Linked DNA regions of Homo sapiens: regions 2 and 3 are each linked to region 1. The links are chromatin contacts, found by Hi-C or POLR2A ChIA-PET in ENCODE. All regions are on one chromosome and are shown on one strand. Each heading gives the region's core, a stretch centred on a gene start or an enhancer-like site at or near the end of the contact. The rest is flanking DNA. Distances are from core to core; before and after follow the strand shown. Region 1 overlaps SIK3 (SIK family kinase 3). Region 2 overlaps SIK3 (SIK family kinase 3). Region 3 overlaps SIK3 (SIK family kinase 3).

Region 1 (3,437 bases), core at 617-3,116:
TGGAGAGCATAATTCCCCATTGTCCCCTGATTGTCAGAGGACCCCTTCTTCGGCAGGCACGCTAGTCTGTTGAGTACCCACTGTTGGTGCAAGTGCTGTGGGCGCACCAGAGGAGGGAGAGATTACTTCAATCCAAGGAACAACGTAGGTTTCCAGCAATAAGTAGCCTGTGGGTTGGGTCCTGGTGGATGAAGAAGGTTTGCCATTTGGATCTAGAGGAGAAGCAAGAGAAAAGAACAATGGGTGAGACTGTCTCAAGGAATTTTCCAAGGACAGCAGCAGGCTTGGCTGGTTTGAAGTACAGTGTACATGAAGGCATTAGTAGAAGCTAAGGACAGAGGTTTTCTAAAATGCATCGTCTAGATTCAGCTGTACTGTGAAAAAAACTCAAGTTTTTTTTTTTTTTTTTTTTTTTTTTGGCAGAGTCTCACACTGTCACCCATGCTGGAGTGCAGTGGCACGATCTCGGCTCACTGCAACCTACCCCTCCTGGGTTCAAGCGATTCTCCTGCCTCAGCCTCCTAAGTAGCTAGGATTACAGGTGTGCACTACCGCACCCGGCTAATTTTTTTTTGTAGAGACGGGGTTTCACCATGTTGGCCAGGCTGGTCTTGAACTCCTGACTTCAAGTGATCCAACCACCTCGGCCTCACAAAGTGCTGGGATTACAGGCATGAGCCACCATGCCTGGCTTTCAGGTTTCTTTTAAAAACTCCAGAGCTTACATTTTTACTTTACTGAAAAAATCATCAGATAATTTGCTGTTCACTTCTGTCACGAAAGGCTTATAATGCTGTGCCCCCACCACTCTGCAGGCAAGTGGGGGAGCTCACTCTTCTCAACCTTTTTGCCAGGAAGGAATGCCTGCTGTTTCTTTTAATGGTCCCTCCATCTCAACTGTGTTGCACAAGACTCTACTGTAGGTGCTGTGAGAATGCAGAGATGAAAGGATAACCTGTCCTCAGGGAGCTTCTACTCTACTAGGGGATGTAAAACAAGCTCATAAACAGCTTTGCTATGAAGTGCTAGGTACTGAGTGCTGCAAGAAGTATCACTGAGAAGAGCAGAGCTAGTGTGATCTTCTTAGCATTTCTTAAGGGTAGATGAACAGGGATTGTTGGTGTTATTTAGTTACTTTTTGAGTCAGGGTCTTGCTCTGTCACCTAGGCTAGAGTGCAGTGGTGCAACCACGGTTCACTGCAGCCTCGACCTCCTGGGCTCAAGCAGTCCTCCCACCTCAACCTCCTGAGCAGCTGGGACTACAGGCGCGTGCCACTACACCCAGCTAATTTTTTTTTTCCTTTGGTATAGATGGGGTCTTGCTATGTCGCCGGGGCTGATCTTGAACTCCTGGGCTCAAACAATCCTCCCTTCTTGGCCTCCCAAAATGCTGGTATTACAGGCATGAGCCACCACACCCAGCCATATTGGTATTAGTAAAGGAAAATTAGATGCCATCATATCAGTGTCCATGGTTACCTATTTCCTTGATGGCGATTTGCCACCAGCCAGTATGAGGCCAGGCACTGTGAGAGCACTAAGCAGGCAGCATGCCAAAGGTTTCTTCCCAATTTGTAGAAGTGTCAGGATTTCACATGCCCCATGCTGTCCGTAATCTCCCTGCCTGCCACCCTAGAAGGAAAAACAAGGTTTGTCTTTCTTCTATAGTGGTACACACACTTGATCTTTTTGACTTTGCAAATAAACACAGCAGCATAACCAATCTACACCATGAGATTACCAACTGGAACTCACAAAGAAAACCACATCCTCTTCTCTGAGCTCAGTCAGCCTCAGCTTTATTACTCAGGCCTCATAGAGCAGTAAAATGCTGACAGAGTGGGAGGGGTTACCCCAGAACCTTTAAGGGGAGTATGCAGTCACGTTATTGCTCCCATTTTCTCTCAAAACCCAGTAAGTGAGTCAGGACGAGTCAACATTGACAGATTCAATAGAGAATTGTGCAGGTTGCCCCAAAGTTCCCCGGGAAGGTGGGTGGCGTGCATTGTGTCCATTTGTGCACTTTTCCCCTTGTGTGATCGGACGATCATCCCACCTCTGCACTCTCTTAGCTTTAGTTTGATAAATATTCGAGCATGTAGCTCTTGGGAACCATCTTTCCTCCATGACTTTGGTAGCTGCTGAATTGGCATAAAGGGTTGCCAAAGATTTGATCCTGAATGTCATGTTCCTTGGGCAGTGGGTTAGTCTGTTTGTACCCCCCAAAATGGTCGATAGGGTCTTATTTATAGAGTGTCACAAAGGACTTCTAGACTCAGGGTCAGCATTCTTACCAAAAATCAGACTTGACTTATTTGGTCTTTTACAGTTGATTAAAGACTCTTTCACATGTGTTGTCTTTTCGAGCCCCCAAACAACCGTCATTTTTCAGATCAGGAACCTTGAGGAGAAGCTGAAAGATTTGCCAACACTTTGCTGGTGAGGGAGCTGGGTCCTGACTTCAAGTTTTCTGATCCCCTGGTCATGTATTTTTTCCTTTACGCCTCCTTGCCCACTCTGCACCCTCCAAGCACAGCTGCCAAGTGAAAGATGCTAGCCCTTCCAGGTCTTTGACCTACTGATGATACTGAAACTTGAGCAGACAGAGCCCTGGGGTATCCCCTGACTCCTATTAATACTCTTTTTCATCTGGCTTTTAACTGACATTTGTCTGTCCTGAATCAGAGGCTTCTCCTGGAAATTAAAGTTTCCCTGAGTCATTTGTTCATTTACATATGGGTATATTGTCCCTCATAATTCTGCAAGCAGGGTTCTGTGATTAAATCAATTTCCTTGTTTGTTTTTGTCAGCTGACTCAGCACGTCCTTATGCACTCAGAAATAACATCTCTAAACTGAATATAAATCATGCTAGACTTTATTGAGCCTTTACAGTGTAGTAACCTCTATGAAGCACTCCACACCCATGGAGTCAGTCCAGTTGTACAGATAACTAAGACCCAGCAAAGCAAGATAACTTGCCCGAGCTCCTGCTCCTCAGGAAGCAGCTAAGCCAGGATTCACGGCCAACTCTTCCTGACCCCAGAACTTGTGCTCATGACCCTTGTGCTCAACTCCAGCTTGGCTGAGGGATGAGCTCTGGGCTGGGAGTCAGGAAGGCCCCCTACATGATTTGTCAGGTGGTTGCTTGCTCTGTCTTGGTGCCTACAGGCATCAGACCTGAAGGCGGGGAAGACAGCAGACAAGGCAGAGCCCAAAGGAGGGTGGGTGTTTTGGTTTGCAGAGGCCCCATTCTCAGGGATAAAAACAAGTCTGAGAGAGGGAAGGAAAAGAGCCTTAAAAGACACAGCAAACAAACCAAAACACTGAGGCCTCCAGAAGAGGCAGGAAGGCTCCAACCAGGACTATATACATTTTGTTAGCTTTGCTGTTTCCTCATGGTTAGTAATGATGTTTTAAAAATCTTTAAACAGGAGA
Region 2 (3,645 bases), core at 283-2,782, 150 kb before region 1:
TTTTTTGTTTTGGAGACAGGGTCTCACTTTGTCACCCAGGCTGGAGTGCAGTGGCACAATCTTGGCTTACTGCAGCCTCGACCTTCTGGGCTCAAGCAATCCTCCCACCTCATCCTCCTGAGTAGCTGGGACCACAGGTGTGCACCATCACGCCTGGCTAATTTTTTGTATTTTTTGTAGAGATGGGGTTTCACCATGTTGCCCAGGCTGGTCTCAAACTCCTGGGCTCAAGCGATCTGCCCACCTCGGCCTCGCAACATGCTGGGATTACAGGTGTGAGCCACTGCTCCCTGCCTTTAGTTACCTTTATCAACCTATGGTCCTAAAGGTAGATTCATTGAACTTGCCTGTCAGTGCTTAAGGATCAGTCCTGTCTTAGTTCAGACAAGTTAAATTCAGGGTTGCATTCTGTCAACTTTGTTTCTAATCAGTGGATGATCAGATGATATTTGGAGAGGATTTTTAATATATGTGAATCTTATGGTGGCATTCTGTTACTTAATAAATACTTTAATTTCTTAGCTTTTTTCCCCATATTCTCCATAATTTTTGTAGATAGATGCTCAGACGAAGGCAGCAGTAGCACATGGATAATCAGAGTTTTTTGTTTGTTTGTTTTAACATTTCTCGTTAAAGTATAATGTTCAGCAATGGGGACCAATCTATACTCCTCATCTGTAGTCTGTCAATAAATAGGTTGCTCCGACTTTAAATTCTCAGCTTGAATTGTTTCTTTTTTGTGTGTGGAATTTATGACCCTCTGTGATGTTGACCCTACCTAAAGCAAGTAGAATAGCTACACCAGCAAAATGAAATACCATAACAACAACGTATGCTTATGTTTATATAGTGCTTACTGTGTGCCTGGCATGGCATTGAATAAATATATATATTTAATAAATAGAGTTGGGGTCTCGCTTTGTTGCCTACCTTGTGTTGAACTCCTGGCCTCAAGTGATCCTTCTGCCTCCGCCCCGTCAAAGTGCTAGGATTACAGGCATGAGCCACTGCTCCCAGCCAGCATTGAATATATTTTTTTTTTTATTTCATCCTGAGAACAACCTTATGAGGTACTTTCAGGTCATACTTTTATTACCCTCATTTTATACTAGAAAAATTGTGCTTTAAGATGTTAAGCAAATTGCCCAAAGTGCAAAACCAGTGTGTTGGAGCTTGAATTCCAAACCAGATCTGCCTGAGTCAAGCTTTTCTTTTATGTTCTTATTTACTAAAGGCTTCTTGAACAGAAGTATGTGAGAGTTGGGCACATGCAGCTTGGTCAATTCTATGTAAACCCGGTCAGATTCTGAGTAGTGTAGATCTGATAAAGTCAATGTGAATTTCTTATCATTCGTTGCAAGAGACTTAATGTAGCAAAAATCAGTATCATAGGAAACGAGATGTTACTGTGGTAGGCACACTGTTCTCTCTCAGCTACCTCATTTTTGTTGTTATTGGTGGTGGCTATTGCTCTGGCAACTACAAAGGCAGCATTTACTTGACACGGCGTGTATGCTTAAGGCAGAACACTGACTGCTTTTCATTGCTGGCAAATCCGGACTTCATCAGTACTGGCTACCTGTAAGGAATGTGAGCATGTTGGATTTTAGAACAGGAAAAACACAACTTCCACCTCATTTCACAGTAGAGTTCACTTAGGGATACAGACTTTTTGGTGACAGTAACTGTTACTTTCTGCTTATTAATTCAGATACTTGCATAATGCTAACCTGGTAGATATTGTCAGATGACAAGCCTTCCTCCTACATGTTCTCTATAAAAGAACTGCTAGTGACAAGCATTTTATTATATTAAAAATTCTACTTCATACTGTTTTAAGTTAAAATGTATTTATTATGAAGCCAATATTGTGAAATGTTTTTTTCTTTTTCCAGAATGTGGTTTTTTTTTCTTGTAATGGACTAAGATGCAGGCTTATTGTGTAGAATGAGGAGCTATTGCCCAGATGGACCTTAGTGAAAGTAACTTAAATAAGCAAGTAGATTTTGCTTCTGTTTGGGAAAATGATCTAAGACGGATGCTGGTATTTTGGGCAGGTGGAGACTAATGTTTTATCTCAATGTTTGCAACTTAAGTTCAGCCTACTTAAGGGCTGTCCCTTAAGGGTGTCCAATTGTTTGGCTTCCCTGGCCACACTGGAAGAATTGTGTTGGGCCACATATAAAAATACACTAACACTAACAATAGCTGATGAGCTAAAAAAAAAAAATTGCAAAAAAGTGTGATAATGTTTTAAGAAAGTTTATGAATTTGTGTTGGGCCACATTCAAAGCCGTCCTGGGACGCATGTAGCCCACAGGCTGGGTTGGACAAGCTTGGTCTAGAAGTTTTCTAGATTTTACTACAATGTTCAAATGGCAAACTTTAAAAGTGGGGAAAGGAATTTTGGGTGAGATAAAAAGACAGGTTTGAAAAAGCATACAAGTTCAGGGAACTGCAAATGGTTTCTTAAGACCAAAGCGCAATGTCAGTGTGAAGAAGTGGCAGGCAATGGGAAAGGATAAATCAGTGGAGCCCAGACAATGAAGGAGCTTTGTACTTGATGCTGAGGAGTGTGGATTTGTTTCTGCAGATAATGGGGAACTTCTGATTTTTCTTTTTTTAGGTGGACAGATAGAATCAAGTTTGCTTTTGTTAATTCATGTGACAATGTAGAAGGTGGACTGAAGGTAGGGAGAGTATTGTATTCATTGGAGACTCATTAATTGTTAGAAGACTATTGTAATCATTCAAGCAAGAAATAATGACCTAGGCCAGGTACAGTGGTTCATGCCTGTAATTTTAGCACTTTGGGAGGCCGAGGTGGGAGAATCGTTTGAGGCCTGGAGGCAGGGTCTTGCTCTGTTGCCCGGGCTGGAGTTCAGTGGTGTGATCATGGCTCACTGCAGCCTCCAATTCCTGGGCTTGTGATTCTCTTGTCTCAGCCTCCCAAGTAGCTGGGACTATAGACGTGAGCCACTGTGCCCAGCTCAAATTACTTTATTTTAAATTTTTTTTTTTTGAGATGGAATCTTGCTGTGTTGCCCAGGCTGGAGTGCAGTGGGGCGATCTCAGCTCACTGCAACCTCCACCTCCTGGGTTCAAGTGATTCTCCTGCCTCAACCTCCCAAGTAGCTGGGAATATAGGTGCACACCGCCATGCCTGGCTAATTTTTGTAGTTTTAGTAGAGATGGGGTTTCACCATATTTGTCAGGCTGGTCTTGAACTCCTGACCTCAGGTGATGCACCTGCCTTGGCCTCCCAAAGTGTTGGGATTACAGGCGTGAGCCACTGCACCTGGCCTCAGATTACTTTTTATACATTGAAAGATGACCTAGAAATTAGTCAAGACATTAATTTAGATAGTCATACAGTCAAGTGACATAAACCTCAGAGAAGAGGAAGGTTTCCGTGCTATCGCCCCACCCACTAGAGTGGAAGAACTTTGAGGGAGATAGAATAGTGATATTATAATCTAGTTCCTATAGATAAAGAATGTTTGCCAAGAAGGTTAACTTCTGTAGCTGAGCTCCTTTGCTGAGAAGATGAAGGAACACTGTTTAATGGATAGATTTAGTCTGTGATTCTCTGTGGAGGTGATTACTGTCAGTTCTCTTTATCCTAGCAGCATTTGGAAAACTGCA
Region 3 (3,719 bases), core at 948-3,447, 210 kb before region 1:
CAGGTTTAACATTCGTTTTCATGGATTGTTTTCAAAAGTTATTGAGTTGTCTGATTTGCTGTAAAAAAAATGAAAAATTCATTTCTTTTATTAACATGATGTATTTACTGTGATTATTCTAATAGACTAATGGACTTTTAATTTTACTGTTTAAAATAGTTTATAATTAAAATTTAATATCCAGTCTTCACTTGTTCTTTCATTTTTTAAAATAATAAAGTAGTTTGGGGTTTATCAGAACAAGGGAAGAAACCAAGCTACGTCTCATTTTATGTTGGGTAAGAATCACTAGAGACGAAATTATTATTATTATTATTGTTATTATTATTATTATTATTATTTTTGAGATGGAGTCTCCCTGTGTCACCCAGGCTGGAGTGCAGTGGTGCAATCTCAGCTCGCTGCAACCTCTGCCTGCTGGGTTCAAGCAGTTCTTCTGCCTCAGCCTCCCGAGTAGCTGGGACTACAGGCGTGTGCCACCTTGCCCAGCTAATTTTTTGTATTTTTAGTGGAGATGGGGTTTCACCATGCTGACCGGGCTGGTTTTGAACTCCTGACCTCGTGATCTGCCCACCTCGGCTTCCCAAAGTGCTGGGATTACAGGCGTGAGCCACCGCCTGGCCGACAAAGTTACTTTCTATGGGATCAATTCCTGAGTTTTATCTAACACGAGAATTTTAGCAATTAAAAGTCAAGTGCAGTTCAGATATATTAGTTTAGGTAATATTTTTAGTGTTTGAAGAGAGCTCAATTTGTAAGCCATTTAGCTACTAATTACCCTGCCTTTGCTGTAGAAAGAACTTAAATGAAAGACCTGTTTTAAGATGCCTTTTTAAAAAGCAGCCGTTGTAGGTATAAGAGTTGAAAAATCAAGATCTAGGCAGCAGTGGAGAATTATGAAGTCTGATAAGATAATATGCTAAAATTGTATTGTTAATTCTGATTTGTGACAGTGCTTATCAGTAGAAAAGAAATGTGATCTGTGGTTAAAGACTGAACTGCCACTAAATGTAAAATGTTTTTTAGATGAGTTGGAAGAATGCTGAACCAGTCTTTATTGCCCAAGATGGCTTTGAGTCAGCAATCTCAAAGAATAAAGAAAAAGGAGTTAAGAGTGAGAGGCAATAAGTAATATGCTGTTTTCATTTAAGATGTCTTGAAGAGATAATTAAAAAGTTGTAGGGGTATAGGAATTGTGATGTTTCTCTGGTGTTAATGAAGTCTACTATAAATTAGATAATACAGGCACTCTAAATTATTGTTTTTCCTTTTTTAAATTCTTGGCAGTTACTGACAAATTATACTCAGGATCAAGTTTAAGTCTCAGTACATGAATGACCCTGACATTGAAAACCCTGAAGGATGTTGACCTTAGTTTTGACCTGGCTTTATCCTGAGCAGCCTCTGTGAATTCTTAATGCTGTGCTCTTTAACAGGGGTACTTTTTCCAGATGTTTTTGATACTGTATTCATTAACATATAATAAAGTTATCAGTGTCCCTGAAGGCTAATTTTTTTTTTCTGACTGAATATGAGATATGGAGCGTGCAATTTGTACTTATTGGTATTAACATTACCAACAAGGTTTGTCTTTTTCTTATAAGATGGGGAATCTTAAGAAACTTCAGGCCAGGCGTGGTGGCTCATGCCTGTAATCCTAGCTTTGGGAAGCTGAAGTGGGGCGAATCACTTGAGATCAGGAGTTCGAGAACAGCCTGGCCAAGGTGAAACCCCGTCTCTACTAAAAATACAAAAAATTAGCCAGGCGTAGTGGTGGATGCCTGTAATTCCAGCTACTTGGGAGGCTGAGGCCCGGGAGACAGAGGTTGCAGTGAGCCGAGATCATGCCATTACACTCCAGCCTGGGCAACAGGGTGAGATTCCATCTAAAAAAAAAAAAAAAAAAGAAACTTCATTAAGAAGTTAAAGCCTGGGTATGCTCTCCTTGATAATTTCTTTTTACTCACATCTTTATTGGTAAATCAGGCCAGAAGGATTATTTACCTTTTCAGAAAGGGAAACTAGGTTCTACGGTTTGGTTACAGATAGCCTGGCAGCTGACTTTACATTGGGCAGAGGAGACTGCCGTACTTAGTGGTTCTGAGAAACCAAGAGAGTATTGCCTGCTACAGCTATGAGAAAAGGTATTGAATCTTCCCCCTCCTTTGTGGGGGAATTCCAATCTCACTAATTTATGGTTTCAGTGTAGTTATGGTCATAGCTTCTGAGACGTGGGTACTCATTGAAGCTAACAGTTTTAGAGAAAGGGGAGGGTGTTTAATTCCAATAACTGGTAGTTTATATCACTTTAATAATTTAGACCCAATGATATGAAGATTAGTTAGTATAAGGCAGATATACATGTAATACATTCTTTTAAATATTGTACAAGGAGTAAGAAACCCCTTTAAGTAGTCATGTAATTCATTATAGCAGCTGAACATTTCTAAGTGCAACATTATAGGAAACCAGTAAAGCTGATTTCTGATTTATCTGCAGCAAAAGAATTTAATATTCCAACTTCAGCAAAAGGCAATTAAAAACAAACTTAAATCACATTGTGTGCTTTTAATACGTATGTTTTTTTCCATGCTGTCTGATGTATTTTAGTTCTTAGTCATTTACTTCCATTAGTTTCCAAATTGGTTGAGGGAATTAAATTGGTAGCCAAGTTACCTATACAAGATTTTCCTACTGTGTATGTGAACCACTCTTTCTGGGAAAATCCTCCCGTTGGCACTTTTCTTGAAGGCATGCACTTTTTCCACACTTAGTGATTTGGGGACTGAAGCCTGCATTTAGCCTGTATTTAGTCAGAGGTGACAAATGGCTAAATTTTTTTTTTCCAGTTTAGAGATTGAGAAATGATTCAGAATTGAAACTAAAGTGAATTTGGACTTACTGTATTTCTTTGCAATTACTTTTAAACAATTGCTGTCTGTTACTATTAGGCATATTTTGGACCTATGGGTTCCATTTTGGGCCGATATTTGGTGTTATGTTGTTAAATTTCTTGCCTGGCTTAGATGGTTCATTGTTGAAACTAAACTGGAACTAGGTTTGATCAGAGGGCCAATGGAAATGCACGTTGTGGCCCATTTGGGGAGGACAAAATTTGACATATTTTTACTTTAAGAATTCTTAGGAAAATTTGGATAACGTGAGAATATATTTCCAAAGGGTTAAGTAATTTTCGAGGGAAAATCAGAAAGCTTGTAATTCCTACTGAAAATATTAGCCTGCTGAAATATTAGCCTATTTCCTACTGAAAATATAACATTAGCAGGCCGGGCACAGTGGAGTTCACGCCTGGCTAATTTTTGTATTTTTAGTAGAGATGGGGTTTCACCATGTTGGCCAGGCTGGTCTTGAACTCCTGACCTCAAATGATCTGCCTACCTACGCCTCCCAAAGTGCTGGGATTACAGGCGTGAACCACTGTGCCTGGCTTGACTTTTTTATTTAAAAAAAAAAAATCTATACCCAATTGCCCTATCAGTTTATCATTTACTCACTTATTTGAAACGGTCATATTAACATACACTCTTTATTTATTTATGTGCCTATACTTTGTTTTAATTACTGTATCTTTAGAATATGTTTCAAAATTTCATTAACTATTATAATTGATTCTCTTTTTTTGTAACGTATCATCAGCAAATAATAATTTGGACTCTTCTAATATTTCTGCTTATTTATTGACATTTTCAAAGAATAGC

The links. Hi-C counts contacts between places; a loop is a spot of excess contacts on that map. ChIA-PET counts read pairs that join two places held with the same protein, here RNA polymerase II (POLR2A). Pooled maps may share reads with other maps.
Region 2: a loop to region 1 is called in a pooled map, with 4 times the contacts of the local background. The contact joins two enhancer-like sites. A Hi-C loop is called at or near these places in 1 of 168 maps with a recorded cell type or tissue (PC-3) and 5 of 50 pooled maps. POLR2A ChIA-PET finds 5 or more read pairs at or near these places in 5 of 52 experiments (AG04450, H1, K562 and 2 more).
Region 3: a pooled map shows a loop between it and region 1 (9-fold over the local background). The contact joins two enhancer-like sites. A Hi-C loop is called at or near these places in 1 of 37 single-sample maps with no recorded cell type and 9 of 50 pooled maps. POLR2A ChIA-PET finds 5 or more read pairs at or near these places in 9 of 52 experiments (AG04450, HepG2, T-cell and 4 more).

What each region holds. Positions count from the first base shown.
Region 1 is chr11:116,852,065-116,855,501 of GRCh38, reverse strand. The region is part of intron 21 of SIK3 (SIK family kinase 3); the gene reads left to right. It also overlaps APOA1-AS. Among named protein-coding and RNA genes, the nearest start is that of APOA1, 16 kb to the right of the region's middle. RefSeq lists a silencer at 2,474-2,543. Within about 2 kb of position 1,866, at least 14 of the 41 ENCODE cell types and tissues checked have a DNase peak (open chromatin) inside an H3K27ac peak, as active enhancers do.
Region 2 is chr11:117,000,883-117,004,527 of GRCh38, reverse strand. The region is part of intron 1 of SIK3 (SIK family kinase 3); the gene reads left to right. Among named protein-coding and RNA genes, the nearest start is that of SIK3, 96 kb to the left of the region's middle. Within about 2 kb of position 1,532, at least 4 of the 41 ENCODE cell types and tissues checked have a DNase peak (open chromatin) inside an H3K27ac peak, as active enhancers do.
Region 3 is chr11:117,061,774-117,065,492 of GRCh38, reverse strand. All of the region lies in intron 1 of SIK3 (SIK family kinase 3), which reads left to right. Among named protein-coding and RNA genes, the nearest start is that of SIK3, 35 kb to the left of the region's middle. RefSeq lists a silencer at 883-1,083 and enhancers at 1,865-1,964, 2,145-2,254. Within about 2 kb of position 2,197, at least 4 of the 41 ENCODE cell types and tissues checked have a DNase peak (open chromatin) inside an H3K27ac peak, as active enhancers do.